Linked DNA regions of Homo sapiens: region 2 is linked to region 1. A link is a loop called in an ENCODE intact Hi-C map of the cell type or tissue named here. Cell type or tissue: CD4-positive, alpha-beta T cell. All regions are shown on one strand.

Region 1 (8,000 bases):
TGACCCCTAGATATCTTCTGGATTTACTAAATATTCATGTCTATTAAGAACTGGCAAATTTGCCGGGCACGGTGGCTCAAGCCTGTAATCCCAGCACTCTGGGAGGCTGAGGCGGGCAGATCACAAGGTCAGGAGATCGAGACCATCCTGGCTAACACAGTGAAACCCCGTCTCTACTAAAAATACAAAAAATTAGCTGGGCTTGGTGGCAGGCGCCTGTAGTCCCAGCTACTCAGGAGGCTGAGGCAGGAGACTGGCGTAAACCCAGGAGGTGGAACTTGCAGTGAGCCGAGATCGTGCCACTGCACTCCAGCCTGGGCGACAGAGCAAGACTCCGTCTCAAAAAAAAAAAAAAAAAAAAAAAAAAAAAAAAACTGGCAAATTATTAAAATAAATCATACTCATGGTTAGTTATGAGCATCCAGTCTTTCTAGTATCCTGTAACTAAAGAGTTGCTTTCTTACTGTTAAAATGGCATCGTAACATGGGCCCAAATATCATGTATACACCTTGTTATACAGAAAGTTTATTTTATATCAACACCCATTCAATTACTTGCCATATCCTCACTTCTCCCAAAATCGACATTATAAAAAATACGATAATTATTTTCTATTCAGTGCCCTCATACTTCTGATTCTGTACATTGCTGTACTTCTTTAAAACCTCTCAGAGTTTAAATTTGTTTGCAATACTATCCTTTAGTTTGGAAGCAATGTTTTGTTACTGTCAAGATAATCTTAAACTATTAAAAGCCTTTAAATCCAGCTGATTCTCAGAAATTCTTCCACCTATAAAACATGAGAATTATAACCAAATTAACAAATCAGATATCAGAATGCCAAAAATTAAGTCATTAAAAGAGAATCCAGTGAAAGAGCCAGTTGTGAAAGAACAGGAAGTGATGTACACTGCCATTTTGTAGATGAACTATTTAGAAACATAAGAAGTGCCATACTAATCTAGAATCAACTCAGACTAACAGCTCTCAGCATTTTCTTTCTGACAGTGGCATCAGAGGTCATCTGAAATAACCCTCAGGCAATTTTTCCTTAATAATGTATTTATCTAATTGATCATGAACATACTTTTCCACTTTTAGGCAACATTCCTACCAGCTATGAAAAAAGAGAGTTGTTTTTTTTTCAGTTGTCCTTAGTTATAGCATGCTGAAATATAGCAAGTAAATAGTTAACCTACACCCTATGTAAATCCTTTAAGTTTTGTAGCCTCTATTGATAAATCCTCTCTGCCTACAACTTCCCAAGGTAAAAGCAGTCACTCCTTACTGAGCAGTATGCTTCGATCAACACATGCTAGTATATATGAAATAATTATCAACAACAAGCCATAATACGGAGAATCAGACTTCCTGGCATAATTTGCCATAATGGAGAAAACTCTACATATCAACAACATGCAGCTTTGTCCCATGAAATAAATACTCAAATGAATAGTGTTATTTCAATGAATTGAGATGACCATTAAAAGGGAATAAAGAAAAGAGAATTCCATCTTCTGAGAAAAAAAAATAAAACTTATTTAACATACCATGTCTCCTACATCAAAATCATGATATAAAATGACAGAAACTAAGTTAGTGCCTAGCGCTACTACTAACACCTTTAAATCCCTATCTTAAAACAGGTTTCAAAATGCAACAAACACACCAAAAAAGCTCTATTGGACAACATTTAATGACAACATAAAATGTAGATGGCATTTGAAGTATTTAAAAATAAGTCACTAAGTAGAGCTGAAAACACTAAATACACCAAAGACAACTCATTATCTGTACACATTTTAGTCTTCTTCTTCACTTTGGGAAAAAATTAATTCTATTAATAGTCATATGTGGAATATTTTGAAATCACATCACCAGTATTTACTAAACACTTGAAAAAAATGTATCATCAGTACATGGAGACTTGAAAACTACTCTTTGGTCACAAAAAGCACTTGGCAGCACATTTCCAGAATGTTTAAATTTTTATTTCTACTCAACTAAGAACAAAACCAACAAGTACTACTGTAAACCAGATAAGATGATCTGCTTTCAGACAAACATGACAGGTAGCAAAAGAAGTGAAAAATGACTGACTACAGAAAATAGATCATAGAATAATTAGGCAGATTAATAAGAACAAAGAAACAGCTGCAGAAAGGTTTGTAACCTTACCATTTTAAAAAAAATCCAATTTCAATATTATACACAACAGTATCAACCCTAAAAATTCACAGCTTAGGGAGAAATGCCCTGAATCAGACAGGCTGTCTGTATGTAATAATTGTTAATAATTTTTTTTTTTGAAACGGAGTCTCGCTCTGTCGCCCAGGTTGGAGTGCAGTGGCACCATCTCGCCTCACTGCAACCTCCGCCTCCCGGGTTCAAGCGATTCTCCTCCCTCAGCCTCCCGAGTAGCTGGGACTACAGGCGCGTGCCACCATGCCCAGCTAATTTTTTGTATTTTTAGCAGAGACGGGGTTTCACCGTGTTAGCCAGGATGGTCTCGATCTCCTGACTTCGTGATCCGCCCGCCTTGGCCTCCCAAAGTGCTGGGATTACAGGCGTGAGCCACCGCGCCAGGCCAATAATTCTTCATGAACTACAAAAGTCATAGAAAAAGAAAAGGGAAATGAGGATGAGGAGGTACAAAATTATTTTATTTGAATTCTAACTAAAATCCAACCTGCTCACAAAAAATGTCAATCCAGACATCTCTCAAAAAGAGAGACATCAAAACTGTTCTAACAGGAGAGGTGTCCCTCTCGAGAGGCCATATCCCCCAACAATAACACCAGAACAGATACACTTCCCATGGACAGATCTCAGGGGAAGAGTATTAAAACGATACTGTCGTCGATTTAAAACCAAAGGAAAAAGAGTAACCTTTTCAAGGGAAGCGCCATTACTTCCCTCTCCTGCTCCCCCTCCCTTCTGTGTATACATGGGTCTGTGTATGAAGAAACTGCCTTGGACTTCTGCAGCATTGCAGTAGACTAGAGGATGGGGAAGGGGGAAGGGTACGGGGAGAGAAACGCTTCCATCGCCCCTACAGAAGAGGGGTATAGATTTCCTGTGCTAGGGGGTGGAATCCACCCAGCAAGCCACCCAGAGCAGTCTCCCTTCCCAAGAATACACAGACACTACAAAGGAGAAGAGGAGCAAAGGCACCAGAGGGGAAGGGGACCTCGCGCCTTTAAACCGGGGTGCACATCAACCCAGTCTCCCTGTGAGGGCCACACCTTCCTCGAAACATCCCCCTTCCACCACCCCTTCCGGTGACCCTCAGGAAAAAGGAATGGAATTGCTCTCGCCCCTTAAAACCGGAGGGCGCCCAGCTCACCAGCTTCTTCACCCCACCCACAGAATCACAGACCCTCCTTTTCTCCCTCCCCCACCCCACTCCCACATCCCTTCTTCCACACACAGGCCCGAGTGGGCCGAATTTCCCCGCCCCCCTCTATATCCCCCTTTCCCAAAGCAGAGGTGCCCTTACCCTTTCGCCGACAGGTCTGGGGCGGAGCAGGCAGGCGCAGCCCCCTGCAGCGCTCCGGTAGCCGCTACCCTGGAGGGTGAGGAGTGAGGAGGAGGAGGGGGCCCGGCGACAGATCGCCGCCCCCCACCCCCGAGCCCCAGCAAGCCGCCCAGCCCAAGCTCTGCAACAAGGGGCGGCGGCGGCGGGGGGTGGGGGGGGGGGCGAGGGGACGACCGGGGTCGAGGAGGCGCCCTCAGCGCTTGGGCTCAGTTAAGATGGCGCGGGGAAGTGCCGGGAGCCGTCTCCGTCGCCGCCTCGGGGGAACCGGCCCGGGCCTCGGCCGCCTCTAGTCCTCACACAGCCGAGGCCCTCTCGGTCCCCCGCCGCGGCCCCTCGGCGGGCGGGCCCACGCGCAGCCCTCCGCCACCAACACCACCCCTGGTAAGGAGGCGCTCACAAAGGGAAGAGAGGCCGCGGGCCGGCCGGCGGACGGCGGGGCGGGGTCCCCCGGGGCCGGGAGGCCTCAGATGTTCGCGAGTGCCTAGTGCTTTCGGCCCGCGAAGGGCGCAGGGCGAGCGGGACCCCTCCTCTCTCCTCAGGCAGGCGGCGGCACCGACTCAGTCTCTTTGCCACCCTCCCTCTCTCTCCCCGAGCCCTGAAGCCACAGAGCCCGGCCGCTGCCCAGCTTCCCCCCCTTTACCCGACACCACTCCCCTCCTCCAGACCGTCATCCCCCGTCTCCGATCTCGCGAGATTTTCCGCCTGACAGGCCGGACCCTGCGCGAGACACGACTACATGCGCGCGCGCGCGCCCTCACAGGAGCGCGCAAGGCTTGCTACGGGCAGAGTTGTCCCGGTGGCCCGGAGTTCCAGCCTCTGTCCAGCATGGCCTCACTGAGTTCGCGGAGCTTCTAATGCCACGCGGGCGTCAGGTGCATTCATTTCACCCCGGAGATCTGAAGAAGAAGAGTTTATCTGCATTCCCCTTCCTTCCTGCTTCCCACCTCCAAAGCCCGCCACTGATCCTGCGAATAAGTTTGCCCTGAAGTGTGGAATATCCCATTCCTGCACAACTCGGTTCTACACCCCCTCCCCCGTGGGATTCAGAGGTACACTGGGCAGCGCAATCAGTATGCAGTTGAGTTTTTGAGATTCTAATAGTTGATACTAATTCTTGGAACGACAGTAAGACTTGGAAATACAGATCTAAGCCACCCTATATATTGGTGATGTAGAAAAGAGATAACTTCTTGAAAAGTGTCTGTGGGTTTAGTAGGTTGAGTAATGAGAAGTTTTGGAACAAGAGCAGCAAACAAACTAAAGACTCCTATGCAAAGAAGAAGTAGAGTTTTTATTCTTTTATCTCAAAACTTTTTTTTTTTTTTTTAGGGAAAACTCCCTCAGTACTTATTCAAGAACCTAAAAGTGTAAGGCCGGGCGCGGTGGCTCACGCCTGTAATCCCAGCACTTTGGGAGGCCGAGGCGGGCGGATCACGAGGTCAGGAGATCGAGAGCATCCTGGCTAACACGGTGAAACCCCGTCTCTATTAAAAGATAGAAAAAAATTAGCCGGGCGTGGTGGTGGGCGCCTGTAGTCCCAGCTAGCTACTCGGGAGGCTGAGGCAGGAGAATGGCGTGAACCCGGGAGGCGGAGGTTGCAGTGAGCCGAGATTGCGCCACTGCACTCCAGCCTGGGCGACAGAATGAGACTCGTCTCAAAAAAAAAAAAAAAAAAGAGAGAACCTAAAAGTGTACACAAAGTGTAGTCATAAAAAATCTTGGTTCTTTAACCAACAAAACGACTGAAATAAATAAACCTGTTATATGAGTTTCATGAATAAAAATTAACTCTGGGCCGGGCCCGGTGGCTCACGCCTGTAATTATAGCACTTTGGGAGGCTGAGACGGGCGGATCACCTGAGGTCAGGAGTTCGAGACCAGGCTGGCCATAGTAGATCTGTGCTCCAAGGAAGGAGCATGTTGATCAGACCTAAGCAATCCGTGTATACAGTGTATGTATGACCTTCCTCTAGTCTGGCTCAGGGATGGGCACATGATCCAATTAGAGCCAATGGGTACAATAAGATTTTCTCTGGCTTTTTGGGAAAGAAACTTTCTTATTTTCTCCCAAAAATGTAATATATATATTGAACTCCCAAAATGGAATCCAGTGGTGTGATCCTGGCTCACTGCAACCTCTGCCTCCCAGGATCAAATGATTCTGCTACCTCAGTCTCCCAAGTAACCGGAACTACAGGCATATGCCACCGTGCTGGCTAAGTTTTGTATTTTTTGTAGAGATGGGTTTCGCCATGTTGCCCAGGCTGGTCTTGAACTCCTGGCCTCAAAGGATCCACCTGCTTCGGCCTCCCAAAGTACTAAGATTACAGATGTGAGCCACCGTGCCCAGCCTATGATTTTTCAATGAGCAATAATCACACCTCGGATAAATCTCATTGGCTACAATACTGCCACTGCACAAAGTTTCTGAAATTTGATGATGATGATAACAAAAATAGTGAAATAGTTAACACGTATTGAGTGCTGATTATATGCCAGAGAGAGTTCTAAACACTCTACTTATTTACTCCTCACAATAACCATATTGGGTGGGTATAATTATTATTCCCTTTTAGAAATGGTGGAACTGGGCCTGGCACGGTGGCTCATGCCTGTAATCCCAGCACTTTGGGAGGCTGAGGTGGGCAGATTACCTGAGGTCAGGAGTTCGAGACCAGCCTGGCCAACATCGTGAAAAAAATTAGCCGGGCATGGTGGTACACGCCTGTAATCCCAGCTACTCAGGAGGCTGAGGCAAGAGAATTGCTTGAGCCCAGGAGACAGAGGTTGCAGTGAGAGGAGATTGTGCCACTGCACTCCAGCCTGGCCAACAGAACGAGACTCTGTCAAAAAGAAAGAAAGAGAGAGAGAGAGAAAGAAAGAAAGAGTGGCACTGAGGCACAGAGAAGAATTTTGATTAACTTGTCAAAGTTCTTATAGCCAGTTTGTGGTGAAGCCAGTTGTCAAACTCAGCTTTCATCCAGAACCACTGTGTTCTTTTTTTTCTTTTTTTCTTTTTTTTGAGACAGAGTCTCACTCTGTCGCCCAGGCTGGAGTGCCATGGCGCGATCTCAGCTCACTGCAATCTCTGCCTCCCGGGTTCAAGCAATTCTTCTACCTCAGCCTCCTGAATAGCTGGGACTACAGGCGCGTGTCACTGCGCCCGGCTAATTTTTGTATTTTTAGTAGAGACGGGGGGGGGTTCACCATATTGGCCAGGCTGGTCTCGAACCCCTGATCTCGTGATTCACCCGCCTTGGCCTCCCAAAGTGATGGGATTACAAGCTGAGCCACTGTGCTCGGTCTATATTCTTTTTTTTTTTTTTTTTTGGGACGGAGTCTCGCTCTGTTGCCCAGGCTGGAGTGCAGTGTCACGATCTCAGCTCACTGCAACCTCCACCTCCCGGGTTCAAGCAGTTCTCAGAGCCACTACATTCTATTTCCTTGAGAGAATGTAAGGACTGGAATTGCTATTGCCTTTTGCTGTGAAGCCCCAGAACAAAGGCAACTCAGTGGGAAACACATTCTGGAGATAAAACCAGATCACTGAAGCCCTGGAACTAACTCTGTCTGAAGTCAGTCCTGACCCTGGAGTTTTTAGCATTTGTGTGCTAAAACATTCCCATTTTTCTTAAGCTAACGTTGGGTCTGGTTCTCTTTTGTTTGCAACCAAATAGTCCTCACACAGAACTGTTTATTTTTTGGCCTTTCCCACCAGGCTGTGATCTTCACAAGCATATGAATATTTGTCTTATTTATATCTATGTCCACAAACTTAGCATAATGTACATAATGACATTCAACAAATGTTTGCTATCAGTTCAATAATTCTGCAGACATTTTCTCCTATGTGTCAGAAATTGGGTTAGGTGTGGGAGATGTCAAGAAGAGTGAGTGAATGAAAGCTGTTTGCCTGGAGTGTATGGAAGAATAGCTGCTGCAAATGTTAGTGTGACAGAGAACTCTAGGAAAAGGTGTACACACATGCTAGAGTTCTCTGGAGGTTACTGTCACTTTGGCACTATGTGCCTGGCCGATGGGTATTTCTGGAGTCTTACACATGTCAAATGTTTTCAGGATTGTCTAAGGTTCTAAGAATGTCTAGAAGTCACCTGCTTCCCAAACTGATGTACGTATCGGAGTTATAGCCGGTCCTGTCATGTAAATGATGTGTTTTCTGCTATGCTTCTCTGTGTCTCTTGACTCCCAAAAGCATATACTGTAAAATGAATATGCCCTACCCATGTCTCAGACTTATAGTGAAGATCCTGTCTGGATATGAAAGTTCTGTTGTATCCAGGTGATAGCTGCTTTATTTCACCTGACCACAAGTGCTAATATATTCTACTCTAGCTAGCATCCCCACAAAAAACGTATCAGTTAGCCTCACTAGCAGTTCTATTCCACTTGTAGTGAACATCTGTTATTCTTGTCTGTCCCAAATTTCTCCCTCTTCTTCTG
Region 2 (8,000 bases), 370 kb before region 1:
ACCTTCAAGTTGCCAGACATTAAAGTGAAAGAGTAAATTTTTGTGCCAGGTACTCTTTTAAGTACTTTATGTAAATTAATTAATCCTCACGATAACTTTCTAAATTAAGTGCCAAGTACTGAGCCAAAGACTAAGTAACTGAAATTCATAGCTAATGGTTGCAGTACGATCCAAACCTGGCCTATTAATTCCAAGGCCAGAGTTTTTAACTACTGGGCTCTACTGCTTTGCACTAGGTGACTGTTTATCTTAACTGGATTAGATACATTTTCTCAGGATTCTCCAGAAGGATGAGATTCCTTTCTCAAAATTCCCCAACTCTCATAAGAACAGATCTAGGGACATTTCATTAGGGTTTTGCTACCCCATTTTATAGATGAAGGGACTTGGCCAGTCTTAGTTTATTAAGTGACCATGTTAGAACTACAGACTAGGTCCCCTGGCTTATAGCACATTGCTTTTGGCATCAGTTCAAGTGATCTACTCATGTTGAAATTTTGTCACAGCAGCAAAAACATATTTACTACATCCTTCATTCGCATTTCAGCACACCTTCAGGTCTGTCCTGGAATACAGTTAGGTCAGCATGTAAGTCTCCAGTTTTCACTGTTTTACAGTGATTATACCATAAGGGATACATGGATACACAGTAATGGAAGTCCCTTAAGCATTTTCTACTTAAGCATTTTTAATACTATTAATGTGTCATCCTACAAAAACTTAATTTGGTCATAGCTAATGTTGTCAAGAGCCAACATTTTAGAATATTCACATTTTGAATCTTGAAATGGTCAGCAAATGACATGATAAAGCTAATTTCAAATGTTCCAACTCAAGCAAGAATGTAAAGAAAGGCAGCAATTTTTCTTCAGGGCCTTTGTGCAAAATTTGTTTTTTACAGAAAGCCCCTTCTGACTTCATGTAGAGTAGAAAACTAACTTAGTTTATTTCATGCTGCTCAATCTAATTTGAAATCATTTTTGAATTCCTAGATGCATGGGTACAGAGAGCTTGCTCCCTAGAGGCTTGTTTCCCGACAGTGGAGAGTAAAGAATTAAATTGAGCTGAAACTAAATTGATTGGCATTTTGACACTCTGCACACTGTGCAAAGAAAAGGAATTTGCTCAACTTTTAAAAACATACAGTAGCACAAAGAACTATTTTCTTAAAGGTATCCCAGTTTGCAAAGATGATTTAATTTTTTTCTTAAAAAAGCAAGAGACAGGCCGGGTGCAGTGGCTCACACCTGTAATCTCAGCACTTTGGGAGGCCAAGGCGGGCAGATTGCCTGAGGTCAGGAGTTCGAGACCAGCCTGGCCAACATGGTGAAACCCTGTTTCTACTAAAAATACAAAAAATTAGCCAGGCATGGTGGCACACACCTGTAATCCCAGCTACTCAGGAAGCCGAGGCACGAGAATCACTTGAACCCGCGAGGTGGAGGTTGCAGTGAGCTGAGATCGCGCCATTGCACTCCAGCGTGGGCAACAAGAGTGAAACTCTGTCTCAGGGAAAAAAAAAAAAAAAAGCAGGAGACATGTTCTAGCACTTTCTTAATTTCCTATATTACAGTTCAAAGTGAGAATTTAACTTTGAGAAGCTTTTGAAAAAGCCTGGATAGGGACGTTAACATAGCCTCCTTAGCTGAACAGACACTGACAGAGGTCTTCTGAGGAGAAAGGAAAGGACTATGCACTTCTGGGGCGTCGCTATAGGAACCTATTTATAAAAGACAAGATACATATTTATGAAATCTTTATCTCTGGCATTTTTAAATGCAAGAGATATTAAGTATGAATTGAATAATATACATTTCCTGCTTTTTCAGACAGATACAGATGATTACCATGCCATCATCTGTCCTAAATGGCATCATTTAGTGTTGACTTCAATAAAATCCTCTCTCTGCTGTGTCATGAAAGGAACTGGACTCACCTTAATAGTGCTGTTCTAACGCGCCTGCTTTTTTTTTTTTTTTTAATCACAGCAGGAGGCTGTAATAAATTACAGTCTGGAAGAAGTTTCAAACTGGCAAGTTTGCCAGATATTTTAAGCAATTTATTTTGGGGTGTATCAGCAGATTTTTTTTTACACTACCATTTGGGTGGCTGCTGACACAGCCTGAATAAATCTTTCAAACATTTTCCTTCCTAGAGATGGATGAAGATGATGAACTCCAAGATCCAGACCTTCCGTTAACTCTTCACTTGCCACCTGGTGCTTTCCTATTACCAGATATCTCAGAAACTTAGATAACTCTTTACAGCATGAGTTTTCAGTATTTCAAGTCCCTCAAGGTGCTTTGGCAACAGGCTTAAGTTTTATAGAAGAATCAACTAACGAGTAATTCTGGTTTTAGGCATAGACCTTATAATTTGGATTGATTATTTCATTACTAGTATCTTGAAAATTGCCAAACTTTCCAATGGGAAAAGAGCATAAATATTTATATAAAACAAAGGCTTATTATTTTCTTGATTATAGCATGTTGAGTCTTAAAGTCACTTCTTCCTAATTTTAATCTAATTGGTTAGTGAAGTTTTTAGAAATTATTATTAATTTCTGACTCCAGAATTCTAAGGCAGCTTCAGTGATATATATTTTAGTCTAGTATTCAAAAATGCTGAAAATGCTGATACCTGAAAATATTTGCTGTAGCATAATGAGACTGGAAAGGTAAAATAAAAGGAAGCTAACTTCTATTGAATGCCTGCACCATGCCAGCCCCATTTGTGAGCACAACATGCAGGAGAGAGAGAGCGCAGTCATATTTTACAAAGAGCTGGTCCCTGGTCAGGTGAAAGGCACTGCTCAGTGAATTGGAAGGAACATGGTAAGGGCTTAAAACTGTAAAGGCGTCAGGGAATACAATTTGAAGGTAAAAGCCCTAGATCAAATGTCATAAAACCTGGGTTCCTGAATGACATTATTTATAAACGAGGTCATCTGCTTAGACCTTAAATGTTACTGTATCTGTAAAGTGAAGATATGATCTCTACTCTGCCGTCTCAACCATGGCTGCACTTTGGAATCACCTGGGGAGCTTTGAAAAATACGTCTAAATCCCACCTTCAAGAGATTCCAATTTTATTAAGGTGCAGCCTGGGCATTGAGATTTTTAAACCCACCACAAGTAATTCCTATGTGCAGCTAAGGCTGTGAATCTTTGAATTGGGGGATGGCTAAGAAAGCCCTCTATAGATTTACTTACAAACATTAGTAGATGTTATCGACAATCTAAATTGTTTTTTGTTTGTTTGACCATTACTTCAACTGTTTAAAAAAAAAAAATCTTGCCGGGAGCCCTGGCTCACGCCTGTAATCCCAGCACTTTGGGAGGCCGAGACGGGCGGATCACCGGAGGTCAGGAGTTTGAGACCAGCCTGGCCAACACATTGAAACCCCATCTCTACGAAAAATACAAAAATTAGCCAGGCGTGGTGGCGCAAACCTGTAATGCCAGCTACTCGGGAGGCTGAGGCTGGAGAATCGCTTGAACCTGGGAGGCGGAGGTTGCAGTGAACCAAGATCGCACCATTGCATTCCAGCCTGGGCGACAATAGCAGAAACTCCATCTCAAAAAAAAATATATATATATATATACACACACACACACACACACACACACACATATGTATGTGAGTGTAATCTCTGAATTTCCAAATCACATAGGAAGTCTCTGATAAATATTTGTTGCACTTGTGAATTTATGGCCTTTACATTTTTTAAGATCTTTCAAAAACGGGTTTGAGGTACAATGTATAGAGCCAATCTTTAAGAGGCAGGACTTTTCTGTTGAAACATCCTCCTTTAGAGAAATGCAAGCCTTTCTCGTCCACCCTTGAGTAGCTTCACTCCCTTACCGAGGCAGCAGTGTCTTGGGGCCGCCGGATGCCCTAAAGGCTGTGACGCGCGCTGCGGGATCCGCGCGGGCGTCCCGAGATCTGGGGCGGGGCGCCGGCCGGGCCTACCCTCTCCGCTCTCAGGACCCGCCCGTCCCGCCCCGGACGCGGGTGGGGGCGAACTGCTGGCGACGCCCGTCAGTCCGGACTCTACCGCCGAGCCCTGGGGCTTCGGCGGCTGCCTCCGCGCGACCCGGCGGGCCCGCCTCCGCCGCCGGGTGCACGCGCAGCCTGCGCCTCGTGCCGGAGCAGAGCAGAGGCCAGGATGCGGAGTTGTGCACTTTGAGCCGGCCCCATGACCCTGAGCACGTTGGCCCGCAAGAGGAAGGCGCCCCTCGCTTGCACCTGCAGCCTCGGTGGCCCCGACATGATTCCTTACTTCTCCGCCAACGCGGTCATCTCGCAGAACGCCATCAACCAGCTGTGAGTCCGCCGCGCGCCCTCCGCCTCCGCGAACGCTCAGAAAGTTTGCTCTTTCAGCAGCCGCTTTCCCCAGCATCCTGGGGAGCAAACAATCAAGCGAGGGCGAGCGCGCATCCTGCTTGCCTGGAGGTCTCCGTGCGTCTGGAGGGAAGGATGCTGGGGTAGAACGGTGGGGGGATTCATGGAGGCGGAAAGTGTCCCGGGGTGGGGGTGGACGGAAGAATCCTTTGGGAGAATTTCCGTTTAACTTTGAGGGACTTTGAAAGTGCGGGTTGTCCCTCAGAAGTTGTGGTGACCGAGTGACAGCTGAGCTGTTTGGCACTTGGAAGACTTGGGTGAAGGGTAGTCGACAGAATCGGAAGCGGGAGTCCCTGTGGGTCCTGCTGGTGAGCAGCTTTCCGTGATTATGGGTTTTTTTTTTTTAAAGTTTCTATTGCTAACCATTTACAAAAAGAAGGACCATTCTTCGCTCCTGCTGGTTGTAGTCTGGAGTGATTCCAGAAGGCTAGATTTCGGTAGTTTCTATTTTATCTCCTCCTGTACTACTGGTACGTGCTCACAGCCCAAGCCTGCACGCACACCTTCATTCACCAAAGCGCAAATGCATCTTTAAATCGTCGCTGTTTTTGAAGTCTCTAGAGAGTTGTCATTCCACTGTGGTTTAGCTGTTTCTGAGAAGTGTGTGTGCTGAAGCTTGTGGTTAATATCACTTCACAGTTATCAAGTAGAGGAACTTTTCCTATTCAGGTTCCATCCTTAAATCAATGCAGTGGTTTAAGGTTACTTAGATAGCAGCAGTTGGGTCTGTGTTAGTGTGTTGACACTCATTCCAAGTGGCTTCAGAGGAGTCACCTGCTGGGATTTTCCTAGACTCTTTGCACTTAAGCAAAGCTACTGTCTCCCTCCCAGGTCAACTTTTTAATGTCCAACAACAGAAACTTTACATTATCCCTTATTAAAGGTCTAGAGAATAGCATGTAAGGTGATTTCTAGATAATCTCACAACTAATTTATTATTTTCAGAGATGGTTTGCCCTCCTATCCTACCAAATCGAATTAAACTCGTTTGAGTTTCTTTTTTTCTCCCGTGTGTTGATTCATGGTGGAGCTTCTAAAAAAATAGAAAAAAAGTCACAAAAGTTGTTTTACTGCCCTGTACTGTAAAAGCTCCACAATTAAATAAACTGACTTGCATTTTCCGTCTAAAAACGGGAACGGTCATAGAGTGAAGAAGTTAATGGGTAAATAATCTGACACTGATAACCAGTATGAAAATAATAGTGTTAACAGTACTTTAAAAATGGCAGTGGAAGCAACCCAAGTGTCCATGGATGGATGAATGGATTAACAAAATGTGGTATGTACATATAGTAGAATATTATTTAGCCTTAAGGAAGGAGTCTGACATAATGCTACAGTATGAATGACCTTGAAGATACTATTCTAAGTGAAATAAGCCAGTCACAAAAGTATAAATACTATATGATTTCATTTATATGAGGTACCTATCTATAGAAGTCAAATTCAGAGAGAAGTAAAGTAGAATGGTAGTTGCTAGGGGTTGAAGGAGAAGGGGTAGGAAATTTGTATTTGAAGAGAACAAAGTTTCATTTGAGGAAGATGAAAAAATTCTGGGGATGGATGGTGGTAGTTGCACAACAGTGTGAAAATATTTAATACCCTAGAACTGTACACTTAAAATGGTTAAAATGGTAAATTTTATGCTATGTATATTCATGGCCAGTAAAAGTAATAGCAAAAACTGCAGTTACTTTTACACCAACCTAATAAGCACAATAAAAAGAATTTAAAAGGGCCTGGTGTGGTTGCTCACACCTATAGTCCCAGCACTTTGGGAGGCTGAGGTGGGAGGATTGCTTGAGCCCAGGAATTGGAGACCAACCTGGGCAACATAGTGAGACTCCATCTTAAGAAAAATAGAAAAAATTAGCCAGGTGCGGTGGCGCATGCCTATAGTCTCAGCTACTAAGGAGGCTGAGGTGGAAAGATAGCTTGAGGCTACAGTAAGCTGTGATCATGCCACCACACTCCAGCCTGGGTGACAGAGCAAGACCCTGTCTCAAAAAAATAAAAAAGAATTAAAAAGGCCAGGCACAGTGGCTTATATCTGTAATCCCAGCACTTTGGGAGACAGGAGGATCACTTGAGGCCAGGAGTTCAAGACCATCCTGGGTAACATACTGAGACTCTGTCTCTATGAAACATTTTTAAAATTAGCAGAGTGTGGTGTTACACACCTGTAGTCCCAGCTACTCAGGAGGCTGAGGTAGGAGGATTACTTTAGCCCGGGAGTTCAAGGCTGCAGTGAGCCATGAGTGTGCCATTGCATGCCAGCCTGGGTGGCAGAGCAAGACCCTGCCTCTTTAAATAATAATAATAAAATAATTTTTAAAAGACAGGGATTATAAGCTTTTTGGGGGGAAAGGAGTTGTAAATCATGTTTTCTGGTCAATCAAGTCCAAATTTTTTTTCCTACTAATTAATGTCTTTGGGTAAATAATTTGACATCAGTTTCTTCCACTGTCAAATGGGGATACAGTGGTTTTTACCCCATAAGATCCTAAGAAATCATATATTTGATAACACTTTGTGAACTGTAAATCTCTGCACAAAAAGTTAATTGAAATTAATAACTAATAGCTGCTGTTTATTGACCATTTTCACAGTGCTGAGTTTAATGTACATCTATCTCATTTAATCATAGCAACCTTATGAACTAATTTTTCTGTTTACAGATAATGAAACTGAGGCTTAGAGAAGGTAAGTAGTTGCTCAAGGCCGCATGGGTAGTAAGTGACAAAACTGTCCTTAGAATCCAGATCTATTTCCTAGGCCACTGCCCTTAACCGCTATAAAAATGATATTTTGCCTTAGTAGTTGCAAGGTCACTTTTGAGACTTGGCAGTCTGAGGAATTATCTTTGACTGCTGAAATCTTCAACTTCCTGAAAAATATATTTGCTATACTGAGTTTTCCTACTAAGACAAACTTTTAAAGAATTTTTGGAATATTTGTCTTTTATTTTTGTCTCTATTTTCCCACTTCTTTTTTCTTTGTTTCTTGTTTTGTTTTGTTTTGTTTTGAGACAGGCCCTTGCTCTGTCACTCAGGCTGGAGTGAAATGGCTTGAAGACATCTCACTTGCAGTCTCGATCTCCTGGGCTCAAGCAGCCTTCTTGCTTCAACTTCTGTGTAGCTGAGACCACAGGCACATGCCACCACACCTGGCTAATTTTTTTTTTTTGAGACCAAGTCTCACTCTTTCACCCAGGCTGGAGTGAAGTGGCATGATCTCGGCTCACTGCAACCTCTGGCGCCCCCAACCCCGGCCCCCCACCCCACCCCCCACCCCTGCCACTGGGTTCAAGCAATTCTCTCTCTCTCTCTTTTTTTTTTTTTTTTGTAGAGACAGCATCTCACTTTGTTGCCCAGGCTGATCTCATACTCCCAGGCTCAAGTGATCCTCCTGCCTTGGCCTCCCAAAGTGCTGGGATTGCAGGAGTGCGCTACCGTGCCCAGCCACTTCTTTTTTCTTTAAAGAGACTTGCTATAATATTCACTTCTTCTAAACTGTATTTATTAGTATTACTTTAGAGGTCATGTTTATTTAGCATTTATAGTGCTGCACAGCTTATCATCATTAAAAAAATTATT

Evidence for each region. A loop is a pair of places that touch in the nucleus more often than their neighbours do. Peaks named below come from ENCODE experiments on the same cell type or tissue, not always from the same donor. Only the 100,000 strongest peaks of a DNase experiment are listed, where the experiment ranks them.
Region 2: a loop joins it to region 1, with 4 times the contacts of the local background. A loop is called at or near these places in 3 of 110 quality-filtered maps.

What each region holds. Positions count from the first base shown.
Region 1 is chr17:29,386,525-29,394,524 of GRCh38, reverse strand. It overlaps TAOK1 (TAO kinase 1), which reads right to left and starts at 4,162. Exons shown (of 20, transcript NM_020791.4): 1 at 3,501-4,162. MIR4523 (microRNA 4523) reads right to left here and starts at 3,863; the gene lies at 3,795-3,863. It also overlaps the pseudogene RNU4-34P. RefSeq lists enhancers at 2,757-2,996, 4,157-4,246, 4,367-4,606 and a silencer at 3,647-4,116. In CD4-positive, alpha-beta T cell, no CTCF peak of the experiment used is centred here; DNase peaks (open chromatin) are centred at 3,064, 3,804 and 4,224; H3K4me3 peaks cover 2,287 bases; H3K27ac peaks cover 894 bases.
Region 2 is chr17:29,757,476-29,765,475 of GRCh38, reverse strand. The region is part of intron 3 of SSH2 (slingshot protein phosphatase 2); the gene reads left to right. Among named protein-coding and RNA genes, the nearest start is that of SSH2-AS1, 120 kb to the right of the region's middle. RefSeq lists an enhancer at 3,631-3,760 and a silencer at 3,811-4,250. In CD4-positive, alpha-beta T cell, no CTCF peak of the experiment used is centred here; DNase peaks (open chromatin) are centred at 3,975 and 4,935; H3K4me3 peaks cover 3,891 bases; H3K27ac peaks cover 2,762 bases.